2 separate regions of the Homo sapiens genome follow, and region 1 is linked to region 2. Evidence: read pairs that join two places in POLR2A ChIA-PET (ENCODE). Cell type or tissue: OCI-LY7. All regions are shown on one strand. Each heading gives the region's core, and the rest is flanking DNA. Links, peaks and the distances in the headings are about the cores only.

Evidence for each region. ChIA-PET counts read pairs that join two places held together with the same protein. Peaks named below come from ENCODE experiments on the same cell type or tissue, not always from the same donor. Only the 100,000 strongest peaks of a DNase experiment are listed, where the experiment ranks them.
Region 1: POLR2A ChIA-PET joins it to region 2 with 5 read pairs; 1 of 35 experiments calls an interaction of 5 or more read pairs at or near these places.

The regions. Positions count from the first base shown.
Region 1 is chr15:88,628,950-88,636,150 of GRCh38, reverse strand. AEN (apoptosis enhancing nuclease) reads right to left here. Exons shown (of 4, transcript NM_022767.4): 3 at 6,725-6,925; 4 at 3,870-6,093. The coding sequence ends at 5,857. It also overlaps a transcript of ISG20 not described here. Among named protein-coding and RNA genes, the nearest start is that of ISG20, 6.5 kb to the left of the region's middle. RefSeq lists an enhancer at 1-33. In OCI-LY7, for the core only: a CTCF peak has its summit at 3,931; no DNase peak of the experiment used is centred there; H3K4me3 peaks cover 206 bases; H3K27ac peaks cover 2,561 bases.
Region 2 is chr15:88,398,564-88,405,764 of GRCh38, reverse strand. No RefSeq gene overlaps it. Among named protein-coding and RNA genes, the nearest start is that of MRPL46, 65 kb to the left of the region's middle. RefSeq lists an enhancer at 2,505-5,593. In OCI-LY7, for the core only: no CTCF peak of the experiment used is centred there; DNase peaks (open chromatin) are centred at 2,244, 3,184, 3,914 and 4,234; H3K4me3 peaks cover 4,002 bases; H3K27ac peaks cover 4,859 bases.

The sequences.
Region 1 (7,201 bases), core at 880-5,879, 230 kb before region 2:
AGGTACAAGTCGGCCACTCTGTGGCCCTCTCTGGATCCACAGCACTGGCCTCAGGCTGAGACAACTCACACTGGAGGGCGAGAGGCCCCTCTCCCCACAAGGGACACGCTCTCCCAGTCCAGCCATCTCCAGTCCTGCTGGGCATGTACGCCTAAAATGTGTATGTGTATTCCTAAATTGTGGTTGGCCCTTGAACAACATGGGCTTGAACTGCACAGGTCCACTTACATGCAGATTTTTTTTCAATAAATATATTGGAAATTTTGGGAGAGATTTTTCAACAATTTGAAAAAACTCAGATGAATTGCACAGCCTAGAAATATCAAAGAAATTAAGAAGCTACTTATGTCATGAATGTATAAAATACATGTAAATACTAGTCTATTTTATCACTTACTACCATAAAATATGCACATCTATTATTAAAAGGTAAAACTTAACAAAACTTACCTACTTACAGACCACACGTGGCACCATTCTCAGTCAAGAGAAATGTAAACCAATGTCGGGATGCAGTCTGAAACCGTAACTGCATAAAATTAACTATAGTACACAGTGTGCTGTTAATGTAGCCACTTCCTGTTGTTACTGTAGTGAGCTCAAGCGCTGCAAGTATCTGCTTAAAACGTGTGTGACACTACCCATCCCCGCTTCAGCAGTTCATATCCAGGACATCTGGTATCCCAGTAAGATGGAAAAAGTGATTTCTTGCAGTTTTTGTGGTATTTTTCATCATGCTTAGTGCAATACTGTAAACCTTGAATCCCACCATGGGACCCATATGAAGTGCCACTACTGATGCTGGAAGTGCTCCCAAGAAGCAGAAAACAAGTCGTGACATTACAAGAAAAAGCTGAATTGCTTGATATGTACCACAGATTGAAGTCCACAGCTGTGGTTGCTGCCATTTCAGACAGATGTTTCATCTCATATGTAAATACAGTAAAAACCTTACAATACCGATAAATACAGTAAATATATTTTATCTTCCTTATCATTTTTTCTCTCACTTACTTGATTATAAGAATACAGTATATAATACATATGACATATAAAATATGTGTTATTTGGCTACCTGTTATCAGTAAGGCTTCCAATCAAAAGTAGGCTATTAGTTGAATTTTTGGGGAATCAAGTTACATGCACATTTTTGACTGTGTGGGGAGTCAACACCCAATCCCTATGTTGTTCAAGGGTCAACTGTATATACTAAAGGTTGAACCATAAGAAACAGTGTGGCCGGGCACGGTGGCTCACGCCTGTAATCCCAGCACTTTGGGAGGCCAAGGTGGGCAGATCCCATGAGCCCAAGGGTTCAAGACCAGCCTGGGCAACATAGAAGACCTCGTCTCTACTAAAAATGTAAAAAATCAGCCAGGTATGGTGACATGCACCTGTAGTCCCAGCTATTATACTTGGGAGGCTTAGGCTGGAGGATCACTTGAGCCTGGGAGGTTGAGGTTGCAGTGAGCCAAGACTGTACCACTGTACTCCAGCTTGGGTGACAAGTGAAACCCTGTCTCAAAAACAAAAACGAAAAGCAAAAAACTAGAATATTAGCAATTTCATGTGGTTTAATACATGTAAAACTATGCTGATACATATTACAAAACACATGTTAAGAAAATTAGTTAAAAAGGAACTGTATACCAAAAAGCATGTAAGAAGATGCTCAATATTACTAATGATTAGGGAAATGCAAATCCAAACCACATCATCTCATACCCATTAGGATGGCTGCTATGGAAAAACAGAAAAAAATGTTGGCAAGGACGTGGAGAAACTGAAACCCTTGTTCACTGTTGGTGGGAATGTAAAATGGTACAGCTACTAAAGAAAACAGCACAGCAGTTCCTCAAAAAAAACTATAGGCCAGGCGCGGTGGCTCACGCCTGTAATCCCAGCACTTCGGAAGGCCGAGGCGGGTGGATCACCTGAGGTCAGGAGTTCCAGACCAGCCTGGCCAACATGGTGAAACCCCGTCTCTACTAAAAATATAAAAATTAGCCAGGCGTGGTGGCATGCGCCTGTAATTCCATCTACTTGGAAGGCTGAGACAGGGGAATAGCTTGAACCCAGTAGGCAGATGTTGCAGTGAGCCAAGATCGCGCCATTGCACTCCAGCCTAGATGACAAGAGTGAGACTCTGTCTCAAAAAAAAAAAAAAAAAAAAAAAAAAAAAAATTACCATATAATCCAGCAATTCCCCTGCTGGGTATATATTCAAATAAATTGAAAGGAGGGTCTTGGAGAGGTATTTGTACACTTGGGAGCACTTTCAGCATGTTCATAGCTGCATTATTCACAACAGCCAAGGGGGGAAGTAACCTAAGTATTGTTGACTGACAGATGAATGGATAAACAAAGCATGGTATATACATACAAAAGATCATTCAGCCTTAAAAAGAAAATTCTAGCCAGGTGCAGTGGCTCACTCCTGTAATCCCAGCATGCTGGGAGGCCAAAGCAGGAGGATCACTTGAGGCCAGGAATTCAAGACCAGCCCGGGCAACATAATGAGACCCCGTCTCTAAAAAAAAAAATAAAAAAAATAGTTGCCAGGCATGGGGGCACATGCCTGTAGTCCCAGCTACTTAGGAGGCCGAGACAAGAGGATAACTTGAGCCCAGGAGTTTGAGTCCAGCCTGGGCAAGAGTCTCTTAAAAAATAAAATTCTGACACATGCCACAACATGGATGACGACACTGTGCTAAGTGAAATAAGCTCGTCACAAAGTGACAAATACTGTATGATTCCACCTGTATCAGCTATCTAGTCAAATTCATAGAAGTAGAAAGTAGAATGGTAGTTGCCAGGGGTTGAAAAAAGGGGGAAATTGCTGGGCGCGGTGGCTCACACTTGTAATCCCAGCACTTTGGGAGGCTGAGGCAGGGGGATCACCTGAGGTCGGGAGTTCGAGACCAGCCTGACCAACATGGAGAAACCCTGTCTCTACTAAAAATACAAAATTAGCCGGCCGTGGTGGCGCATGCCTGTAATCCCAGCTACTCGAGAGGCTGAGGCAGGAGAATTGCTTGAACTCGGCAAGTGGAGGTTGTGGTAAGCCAAGATCACGCCATTGCACTCCAGCCTGGGCAACAAGAGTGAAACTCTGTCTCAAGAAAAAAAAGGAATAAAAGAAAAAAGGGGGAAATGGAAAGTGTCAGTTTCACAAGATGAAAGAGTTCGAGATCTGTTGCACAGCAATGTGGATACAGACATAACACTATTGAACTGTACACTAAAAGTAGTTAACATAGTAAATTTTCTATGTGTATTCTACTACAATTAAAAACTTTTTTTAAGTGAGTACATAGCTTCAGGGAGAAACAAAAAAGTTAAAACAAATATGGCCAGGTGCGATGGCTCCTGTTTGTAATCCCAGCACTTTGGGAGACCGAGGTGAGTGGATTCCTTGAGTCCAGGAGTTTGAGACCAGCCTGGCTAACATGGTGAAACCCCGTCTCTACTAAAAATACCAAAAAAATTAGCTGGGCGGGGTGGCGCATGCCTGTCATCCCAGCTACTTGGGAGGCCAACGTGGGAGGATCTCCTGAGCCTGGGAAGTCGAGGCTGCAGTGAGCCATGATTGCACCCTGCACTCTAGCCCAGGCAACAGGAGTAAGACCCTGTCTCAAACAAAAAACAAAACACAAAACTTGTGCTCTGTAATAGGGCAATAAGAAATAAATTATCTAAATTCTGTAGCTCTGCTAGTTTCTTGCTGGAGCCCACTGCATCCTCTTGAAAACTGCCTTCTCGAAGTCCAAAGCACCCAGCAAGGCTTAGTGCCCCAGTCCCCCTCCCAAACCCCCAATGAGCCACCCTCCAATCCCAGCTTGAGAATTCACAGGAAGGGCCACTTCACCCACGTTTCCAATTGAGTTTTATTCTAGAACAAATGGTTTTACAACAAAGCTGATCTTAAATAGTACATTTCCCCGCTGATAACAGCACCATCTTCCTTCGACCCCCAGACCAAGGGATCAAAGCTACTGCTCAATTGAGTTTGACATCAGCTACCGACTTTTAAGGAATCTAGAACAAAGTTCTGGAGCCAGGCCAGAAGTGGTAAAAGATTCAGTTAGCCCCTTCCTCTGTGCTGTGCTGACAGGGAGGGAGCCAGTGACTGGACAATCTATGACCCCAAGTTTGTGGAACGTGGGGCTTCAGCTGAGGGTGGGGTAGTGTGATTTCAGCAGTGTCTGTACCTCCCTGACCCCTGCGCTGCTTTGCTCTGTTGTCACCTCCCGCACAGTGTCGGGACACTGACCGGAAGCCAAACCTGTGCCTGGTGGCCACAGACAAGACACACGGATATCCGTGAACCTTGCTGCTGTGCCCTCACCGAGGCCAGCGCCCCACCTGCTGGAACAGCCAAGCCGGAGCAGTTCTGTCTGGGCCACAGCTGCTCAGCCTGTGGACTCAGGTGTTATCCTGAAGAAGTTACAACAAATTCTCAAAGAATAAACAATGGGCTTAAAAAAAAAAAAGGGGGATAAACAGAAACTCACAGTAGCTGTGGCTCACCATGTGCCAGGCACTGTGCCAAGCACTTCACATTTAGTGCTCATTACAACCCTATGAGGTAGGCCGTACCACTATCCCCACTTTACAGATGAGGAAAAAACAGCCTCAAGAGTGAAGTCCCTCGCTTGCTTAGTATCTCAAAGCTAAGCTGCAAGCAAAGATGGGGCTCCAAGGTCTGTGTGACCTGAGCTCTTGGTTATCCAATACTTCAAAACTGTCACTTAGGAAAGAAGAGAACATTTTTAGAAATAGGAGAAAACCCAACAGCCACAGTGATTGTCAAAGAGCTGAGGGGGCATCAGACCAGGTTCGGGGGCACCAGACCAGGTTCAGGGCCACTGCGTAACTGCCAATGCCCTGCCCCAGCCCCAGGAGACACGCAGACTCCACTGCCCTAGACGAGTGGCCCTGCTGTTAATAAATAAATAAAGGTCAGGCACAATCCTACACAAAGGCCCCAGAATTCAAACCACTGTCTTGTTTCTCAGACTTTTGCTTAAGAGCCCAGTACTGGGTGGACTGGGGAAATCCCTGATTTGGGTCAAAATAAATATGCCAGTTCTCGTCCAAAGCTTACCTGCCTTCCCTCCTCCCTGAGCTGTGCCTGGGGCTTTCTGTTGCCAAGAAATGTTAAGGAGCCAACTCCCCACGAGAAGCCTGTGGGCTCTGCTATTCCACTGTAGCCTAGCAGGGAGCTGACAGGCCAGGCACGGAGTTCCTACAATGGCTGTAGCCAGAGTTCCAGGTCAGGGAGGTGGGGAAGAAATGCCTCCTTTAGGACTTAACTCCTCTTTAACTTCAGGACATGTTTATTCTGAACCCAAATGAGTGGAGGAAGAGGTAGGCAACAAAAGGAAGAGAACTTTACCCCCAAGTCATTGAGTTGGGGTAAGGGAGCTCCAGGATATTGACACCCCCACCCACCATCCCCAGAGAGGATGATATGATCCCTTTCATTAGCACAGCATGATGACTCAGGAGATCTGGGGGGTGGGGAAGGCCACGGCAACCTGGGCAGTCTGTTGGCACATTCCCTACTCCTGCTGGGCCCTAGAAGATGGTCCACCTGACATCTCCATGGAGTCTGTAAAGTGCCATTAGCAAAACCACAGGAGTCAGAAGAAAGAACCAACAGCCCTGGAGAGAGAGAGGGCTATGCTGTGTGCAGAGGGTGTCAAGGTAACAGATGACCCCTACTCCTCTGGCCCTGGGGCTGGCTCACTGCATCCTGCCCCACCCTGCCCAGGAAGGAGTGCCCGCTGCTCTCCTGGCCCCCACTTCCTACCGGCCACACCGGAAGCCCAGCCAGGGAGCCCCGCCCCCTTCTCAATTCCTTCTGTCCTGTGCCTCCCTGGCTCCTCCTCTGCTGCCGTGGGCCAGGTCATCGGGCCAGTACTGGTCCTCCATGTACTGTTCCATGTCTGTGCTGCTGTCAGGTTCTCTGTCCTCGGGGCAGGTCCAGAGGCTGCGGGCCTCCTGCTGTTCCCACTGCACCTCCACCAGCCGGTAGAGCTCCATGGCTGTCGTGGCATCTTCTACTGATGAGTGCCCGTGCTGGCCCACCTACTGACGAGAGCCAACACATCACTGCCTGCAGGCCTAGTGAGAGGCCTGTTACCCCAAGAAGCAAGGCCAGTTTCCCAGGGCTCTTTGTGCAGGCCCAAGAATACGTATGCTCAGAATGGAGGTTCACAGAAAAGGGATGGAACCTCAACTGTACACCATAAGCCATGCAGCTTCTCCAAGCCTGTTTTCCTCAAATATAAGGCATGCTAAAAATCTCTTGCTTCAAAGGCTTGCAGATCAGATGAATAATAAATGTGAAGCCCAACAGGAGCAAGAGGTACTGGCTCCTCCTGATCTAAGGCTCTATGTCTGCTAGTAGGGGATGGGAGACCATGCTTCAGGGATGCAAGAACCAAGAGTTAGGGAGGGGACAGATCTGGAAGAGATCGGCCTAGGAGAATGTGTTCTGGGAGAATCGCAGTACACACTGGGGAAGAAGGATCATGGAGAGAAACACCTGGAGCTGCGTGTACAGGAGGGAGACCCATTTAAGCAAGGTCCCTGGACCTGGACTAGGGAAGAGAATGACAAGGAGGCTGGAGACACAGCCCAAAGCCTTGTCTGTGGCTCAGGTGGCATGGAGGCCAGGCGGGCCTCCCTCCCTTCCAGCCACTCTCCCACCACGCACCTGGATCTTCTTGTGCAGCAGCTGCAGGGCCAGGTCCTTTAGAGAGACCCGGGCCCGGGTGTGGAGGCCGGGCTCGCTGAGGAAGTTTGGGACATAGGTCGTATCCCGGGTCTGGCTCCGAGGGTGGACATACTTGAGCGCCTGGAAGTCGTTGTGCAGCGCGTGCCCCACCACCACCTTGCCCTTCAGGAGCTTAAGGATCTGTGAGCAGAAAGAGGAGTCAGGGAGGTCACCCCACACCCCATCAGGTTGGCAGGAGACACGCCCTGAGAACCCCTGGCCAATAGATGCATGGATCCCTGTGGGGGGAGGCAGCACCGAGTGGGGAGATCACGAGCTCCACAGTCAACCATGCTGCCCCAAGTCTGAACCCAGACCCTTCTACTGTCTATACCCAGGGGCATACCTATGTCTTCTGCACCTGTCAAAGGGAAACACTGCCAGCAGCATTCCGTGGGGTGGCTCTAAGGACTAAAC
Region 2 (7,201 bases), core at 953-5,952:
TTGATCTTGGACTTTCCAGCCTCCAGAACTGTGAGTTAAATAACTTCTTTTCTTTATAAATTATCTGGTCTATAGTGTCCTAACAACAGAAAATGAACAAAGCCACCTTCTTTAAGTCTTTTTAGGAGAATGCATATGACAACACCTTGAATACTTGGATTTGCATCTCCCCTCTTGGAGAGGAATGGAAGGTGTCTTTCTCTGATATGAGATCCATATATTACAGATGGCTATGGGTAGATGTGAAAGGCCCAAGGGGTGGACTGTACTGGATTCAATTTGTGTGCCACCCCAAGTCCATGTGGCCACATATTCTTCTATCTCAGTCTTGGTCACTTGCCTTGCTTTCCAGTTGAGCAGCCTTAGCAAGAGCTCACACTATTGTTCCCACAGCACTAAAGCCAGACTGTTGTCACTGCTGTTAGCACTGCTACAGATGGAGGATCCTAGCAGGTAGTATTGTATAACCAGGCCAGATTGGAAGCTATGCCAGAGCCCTGGACTCCCAGAAATTTGGGCTTCTCTTGAGGTTGCTTGAAGAGACCAAATGACATGTCATAGAAGAGCAGTGGAGTACATACTTTATAGAGTCGACTTTGATCAGTGGGAGCTGGGACCAGTAAAGAGGCAGCAAATAATAATTTTTCCATTTCTCTTCATGAATGAACTATTAAGAGAGGGAACAGATGAACTGTTGAGATCAGAAGATGATCTGAAGGACTGAACAATCAGTTGCACTTGCTCTGAAACAGCCCCTTTTTGTTAAACATCTCACTTTTATTTTCTCTTCCTCTTTCCCTGCCTCAGTCTCTTTTTCCCTTGATAAACGTTTTCCAATAAAGCGTTAGCCTGTGAGCCTCTCCCCTGGGCAGGCTCTCTCCTCCAGGAAACCCGGGTAAAGACAGGTGGTAAGGATGACATCGTGTCGTTGATGAGGATGCCGATGGAGTTGTGATGAGGTTGGTGAAAGTGGTGGTGGTGATGGAGAATGACGGTACTGAGGTGACAACGAGACGAAGGGTGTTGGTAATGACTTTATAAATGTTTTATAAGGACAGTGAAAGTCTGAGAAGTCCAGGATTATGGTCAATTATATTCACTCAAATTTGGTGTTTTTCTCTGTAGTTCTCTTTCCTAGGGGAGGATTATATGTCCCCATCCTTTTGAACTGAAGCATGACCATGTGACTTGCTTTAGCCAGTAAAGCTGTAAAAGCAGCGTGTGCTTTGGCCATATTCACTTTTCTTCTGCTGTGATGGCAGCCATCTCTTGTGGAGGCTGCTCCTTCAGCTCTGTTCTTGGGGCAGAACCATAATTGACCCATGACAGATATTCAGCTTGAGTGGGAATAATCCTTTTTCACTGAAAGTCCAAGAGATTTTGGGAAGTTTGTTACCACAGCATAATCTAGTGTATCCTGATTTAGATAAGGGAGAAGAAGTCTGTCTGGGAAATGTGCCTTTGGAATATTAGTGATAAATGAGAAAAATGACTGCCTCAGAAAGTTGTATTCTCCTTTGAAAAAAACCTCTGGATGGAAGTTTTGGGGAGAATCATAGTCCATTTTAATCTGGACCAAAGAGAAATGAGGAAAGCTACCTTCATGGGTGACAACAGCTATTCAATTATTCCACACTTGCACATCTATATTAGTGGGGCTCTTCACGGGCTTAGGAAGTTCTGCTGAGTTCTCAAGGAGTGGATTCATATACTTACCGGCTGCAGTGGAGCAGAGAGGGAGGAAGATGGGGTCATCAGGTAGGGGAGTGTGGCAGGGAGTCTTCCAATGTCCTTGAATCCTGCTTGACTAATGCAATCAGCTATGTGAGGCAGGAGCCGATTCTCCCCACCTTCCCCCACTAGCCCACAGGGGGTTCCTGCTAATGATTAGCTCAGGCTGATTCTCATTAATGCTCTTTATTTACAGGCAGATGAATCAATTATGGAAAATACGGTTTTCTCTTCTTAAGTCGGTTTTGTGCTTCATTTTCGATCTGCTGGTGTTCTGGGCAGAGTGCAGCGCCCCGACCTTCTCAGGGTGATGAGTCTGGTGAGAAAATGAAGAGGGTGTGTGTATTGGTGGTGGGTGTGAGGGACGGAGGGATACAAGATGGCTTCATTAGGAACAGTCAAGGGGTGGAGACTTGGAGAGGAAGGATCTAATTGAGTGTGCACCCTCCTTCATGTCCCCGCCTTGCCCAGAATATGCAAATCCTGATGAAAACCAGGAGCTGAGAGAGACCGTGTTGTCTCCAGAGGACTGCTGAGATCCTTTGCTAACAGGAATAAGCACAACTTACACTAGCTTGCAGAGTGGGGCTGCCTCCAAGCATGCACTTATGCTCCTCGACCTACATTTTCTTTGTCTTTGTAATGGAGATCGTGTGTGTGTGTTGGGGGCGGGGTGGGGGGGGTGAGTGCATGAAATCAGCAAGTATGTGAATAATCCTGCAGTCACATCTATGTACTGAGCACCTACTATGTTCTACTCTATTAGGGAAATGGCTGGAAAACAGGCAGTCATGACCCTATTTCCTCACAGTGTGGCGAGGAAGACAGAGTTGGAGCAATTAAAGATGCAATAGTCCATCTAAAAGAGCTTCAGTTGGGGACCTAACTTGGCCAGAATGATTAAGGATTAAAGAGTGCTTAAGATGAGACCTGAGAATGGGTAGCAATAATTAGTGGTAGTGAATGCATTTATACAAAATATATACTTGTGTGTACATGTGGGTGCACATGTACACACAGGTGCACGCGACAGATGTACACACGAAGTAAAATTCTAGGTAACTGAGTAAATAAATTAGTCCACAGAGAAAAAACTTCCATATTGCCAAGTTTATCATCCATTAAACACCCAGAAGATTTTATTGCCAACAAATTAGATGTTGATTTTTAGAAAATTAATTATATATTTCCCTGCCCTCCTAAGCAGCGTAAGTATCGCTTTCGTCATATTTCAGGGTCTTTCGCTATGACTGACATGCCAGTAGGATGCTTAGAGAGAGGGCTTCCTCAGGATTTATTTGGGGGTATGTAATAATTTTATTGCACTGAGATGGCTTCAGACTGCTTTGCTTTTTGAGTTCTTATGTCTGCTTTTTATAGTTTGCTGTCTCTTTCTGTGCTCTCGGGCTGTCAACTGTCACTTCCTGCAGCTGTCAGTAAGCCTGGCATTGGCAGGCCTCACCACTATCAGCATCTGCCCCGCCCCCAACACTCACAGGCTCAGCGATTCCATTCTAATCAGGTACTGACTCAGTTGGCTTGGCTTATCCAAGCTGTAAAGCAGCGCTCTGTAAAGTGCAGCCCCTACCCCAGCAGCAGCAGCTCCACCTGGGAACTTGTCAGAAATGCCAGTTCTTGGGCCCCGTCCCGGACCTGCTGAATCAGAAACTCTGGGGGTGGGACCATGTATTTAACAAGCTGTCCTGGTGATTCAGATGTCCCTAAAGTTTGAGAACCAGTGCTGTAAGGAAGGATAAATAGGGTCCAAGCGAGGGCTGTGTTGCTCTCCTTTGTGCAAGCTGCGTGAGCTTTAGAGCATCAGCCCTGCCTATGTTCTGTCCAGTCAAGGAGCCTGTGTTCCTTCCTGGTTCTGGGCTGTGTTCAGTGTGATTGGATTGTTTCAGGATATCTGAGTTGTAGGAAGATGAGAGGCCGGCTGTGTGAGTCTGAGTGCACACAGAACAAGAGTGAAGGACAGAAAGATAAAGACGGGGCCAGAGCTATGGCTTATGCTCAGCTCCCCAGCTCTTAGCTGCTGGAGTTTCTTACATCTTGGTTCCAGAGCCCTGGCCTGAACTCTCCAGCCAGGAGCCCTGGCGGTCTTCAGGTGGCAGAAGGGTCTTCTGATTCCGTCTTGCTCTCCCACACATGAGTAGCTGCCGGGGGCCCAGGCTGAGTGGCAGGAACACCCAGAGAGGCAGCAGCTGCCGGTGATGCTGCCAGAGACTGTCCAAACGGAGTTCTGAGGAGGGACAGCTAGGATATGTGTGGGAGCCTCTGAGATGCATGGATTTGGGTTTGTAAACATGGGCCTGTTACATTTAGGGTGGGCCACGGGCTTAGGGAGAGCTCCGTAGCATCTTTTGGCAACAGTTGAACATTTTGAGTGGTTTTAAAACATTGCTTATTCCTTATATAGTAGGAGGCCTGTTTTAGCACAGCTTGTCGTCAAAGGGGAGGAGAGAGGAGGGCGTTGGCACTGGGTGAACACCCATTGTGTGCCAGGTACTTTGCATAAATCTTGTTTTGTCGTTACACCCTTCTCCAGGGGCTGGGGCTTATTAGCTCTGCTTTACAGACTAGGACAGCGGCCAAGAGCAGAGGTCTGGGCACAAGAGGTGTCAACCATAGTGAGTCCTGCATGACCCCAGCACTGATACGAGGAGTGTGTTTTGTGAGTATCCAAGACTGTGTAACTGTCAGACAACACGGTAGTACTGAGGGCCCTCTGCCCACAGTGGGAGCACATGGTTGCACTCCTGACATGAGGCTCCAAAGCTGGGCTAAAGTTCCTTTACGATTGACTTGCTCAGTCTGCCTACATCGGTATTTGCTGGAGAGAGAGAGAAAGCAAGCATCTGCTGAACGTGAATCCTGTGAGATGCTCCTCAAATTCAAAGTCCCACTGGCCAAATCAGTTCGGGAATTGTCATAAACTTATCTATACTCCACTCTTGGAGGTCACGATTCAGACTGTATCAGGCAGAGATCAGCTAGAGCCACAGAAACAGTAGGAAATACATATTAAGAGATTTATTGCAAGGAATTGGTTTATGTAATTGTGGGGGCTGGCCAGGCAAGTCTGAAGTCCCAAGGTCAGGCTGGAATTCTAGACCATGGGGTGAAGCTGCTGTCTGAAGGCAGAATTTCTTCTTCAGGGAAACCTCAGCTCTGCTCCTAAGGCCTTCAGACTGATTAAATCAAACCAACCCAGATGATCCAGGATAATCTCGCTTATGTAAAGTCACCCTTCCCAGGGGACTGGGGCTTATTAGCTGTGTCTAATAAGATAAGGCTTCTTAGTCCCTCTGGGGGACAGATTATCTAGGATAATCTCCCTTATGTAAAGTCAACTGATTATGAATTTTAATCACATGTACAAAATACCTTCATGACAACACCTAGATTTGTGTTTATAGTTGACATCTAGCTGGGTGAGGTGGTCACAGCTGTAATCTGAGCACTTTGGGAGGCAGAGGCAGGAGGATTGCTTGAGGCCAGGAGTTTGAGGCCTCCAGTCTGGGTGACAGGGCGAGACCCTGTCTCTAAAATAAACAAACAAACAAATAAAGTTGACATCTAGAACTGACTGTCACACAAATAAACACACTGAGAAGTCCTCCACTAAAGACATCTTGGTTTCGCAGAATCTGTTGTTTCCCAAAGTTGTTTGAACAAGTCCCCACCCCCATTCCCTATCCCCCACAACAGCTGTTTCCACCCAGTATTCTACAGGGTACCTTGGAGATTGCTGCCCCAGCTGTCTGGCCCTTCCTGAGAGGTGCTGCGCAGCAGGAAGCCCAGGGCCGAGTCTGCTCGGTCTACAGGGGCTCTAGGGCAGGGTTTGTCCACTTTGGCCCTATCGACATTTTGGGTCAATTAATTCTTTGTGGTGGGGCTGTCCTGTGCACTGTAGGATGCTTACCAGCATTCCTGGCCCCTATGCACTAGATGCCAGTAGCATCTCTTCCTCCCGAGCTGGGACAACGTAAAATGTCAAATGTCACCTGGGGGACAACATTGCTCCTGTTGAGAACTATGAGTGTAGAAGAAGTTAGGAGACAACAAAGGGCTTTACTGGCCCGGCAGCCTGAGTTTGAATCATACCTCTGTGTTACTTTTGTTTACTTCCATCCTGCCACGTTCCAAAAGGATGTGAGCCGTTAAGTCTGTTATTTAATAGCTCCACGGGGAAGTTAATTCTACTTTTGTGAACCTCAGTTTTCACCTCTGCAAAATGGGAGTCATGACAAGACTTATCTTGCTGGTTATTGAGGGATTCACTGAGGTGGAGTGTGTAGGGTACCTGAATCACAGTGGTTATTCCATATATGTTTGTTCCTTAGCCTTCCAAAAGAGAAACTGAGTCTCACAATTAGGATTTCATGGGCATCCTAAAATAGTGGAGTTGCAAGGATCTTGGCTGTCACCTGGTCCATTTTCTAGATGAAAAGACCAGCCTGGCACCTGCCAGAGGTTCCAGAGCTCCAGGCAGGGATATTTCTCAACCCCGAGCTGTGAAACTTCCCAGGTGTAAAATACCTGGGGGCCCTGGATAAGAATAGCCCAGGTGTCCTCCACAGTTCCTGCTGCTGCTGAGTCTGGAGAGAAGCACTTAGGTGTGGACAGGCTCTAAGGACCCTCGGAGGGTTCAACACTGTCCTGGGGCTCCTCTCTAGGCCTCCTCTGCAGGCTGCTCAGGTCCTCCCCTTCCCGCAGGCTGTGATGCAGAGGCTTGAGCACCACGCTGCAGAGATTTATGAATGGCGCACCCTTGAACATAAGGTTGGGCCTTGCCAGAAGGTTTATTAATGGGCTTTCATCTAGCACTTTAGGTCTGCGAGCTCGATCTGTTCCCCTGGTCCGTGGCCGGATGTGGGGAGGTACACCACATCAGCAAAATTTTCCTCTTGGCTTGGTGGCTGGGACTTGGCAGAGTGGGGTGATGTAGATGCTATCCTTCTAAGCTCCACTGGGATTAGAACCCATAGGCCTCCTTTCTCCTCTCTTGGCTATCTCTGAGCCTACTGGGCTGTCTTCCTTGGAGGGGAGCATCTAGTTTGTTGTCATCTCCTGCAGTCAGAATGGTGACCACCGTCTCAGGCCATGGTGGGATGCTGAGAATACTGGTCTTGGGTCAGAAGCTATGGACTATGGGCATTGCTGCCTACCAACTGGATGACCCGAGAGAGCCACTGTGCCTCTCAGGACCTCAGTTTCTTCACCTGTAAAATGGGATAATAATAGAACCCTAATAGGATGGTTGTGAGTATTCACTGAGACTTACTCAGAGAGGCTTAGTAGGGGCTTCCTCTGTCCTTTCTCCCTGGCCCAGCACCTGGCCTTGCACTGGATTAGGCCCCCCTCATTGTATGGAGGGCATGAATTGCCATGGGGGCAGAGCCCTCAAGGGTGGAAGCTGGGCCACACAGTCACCCCAGAGGGTGCAACTTCAGAGGGCTCCTGCTTT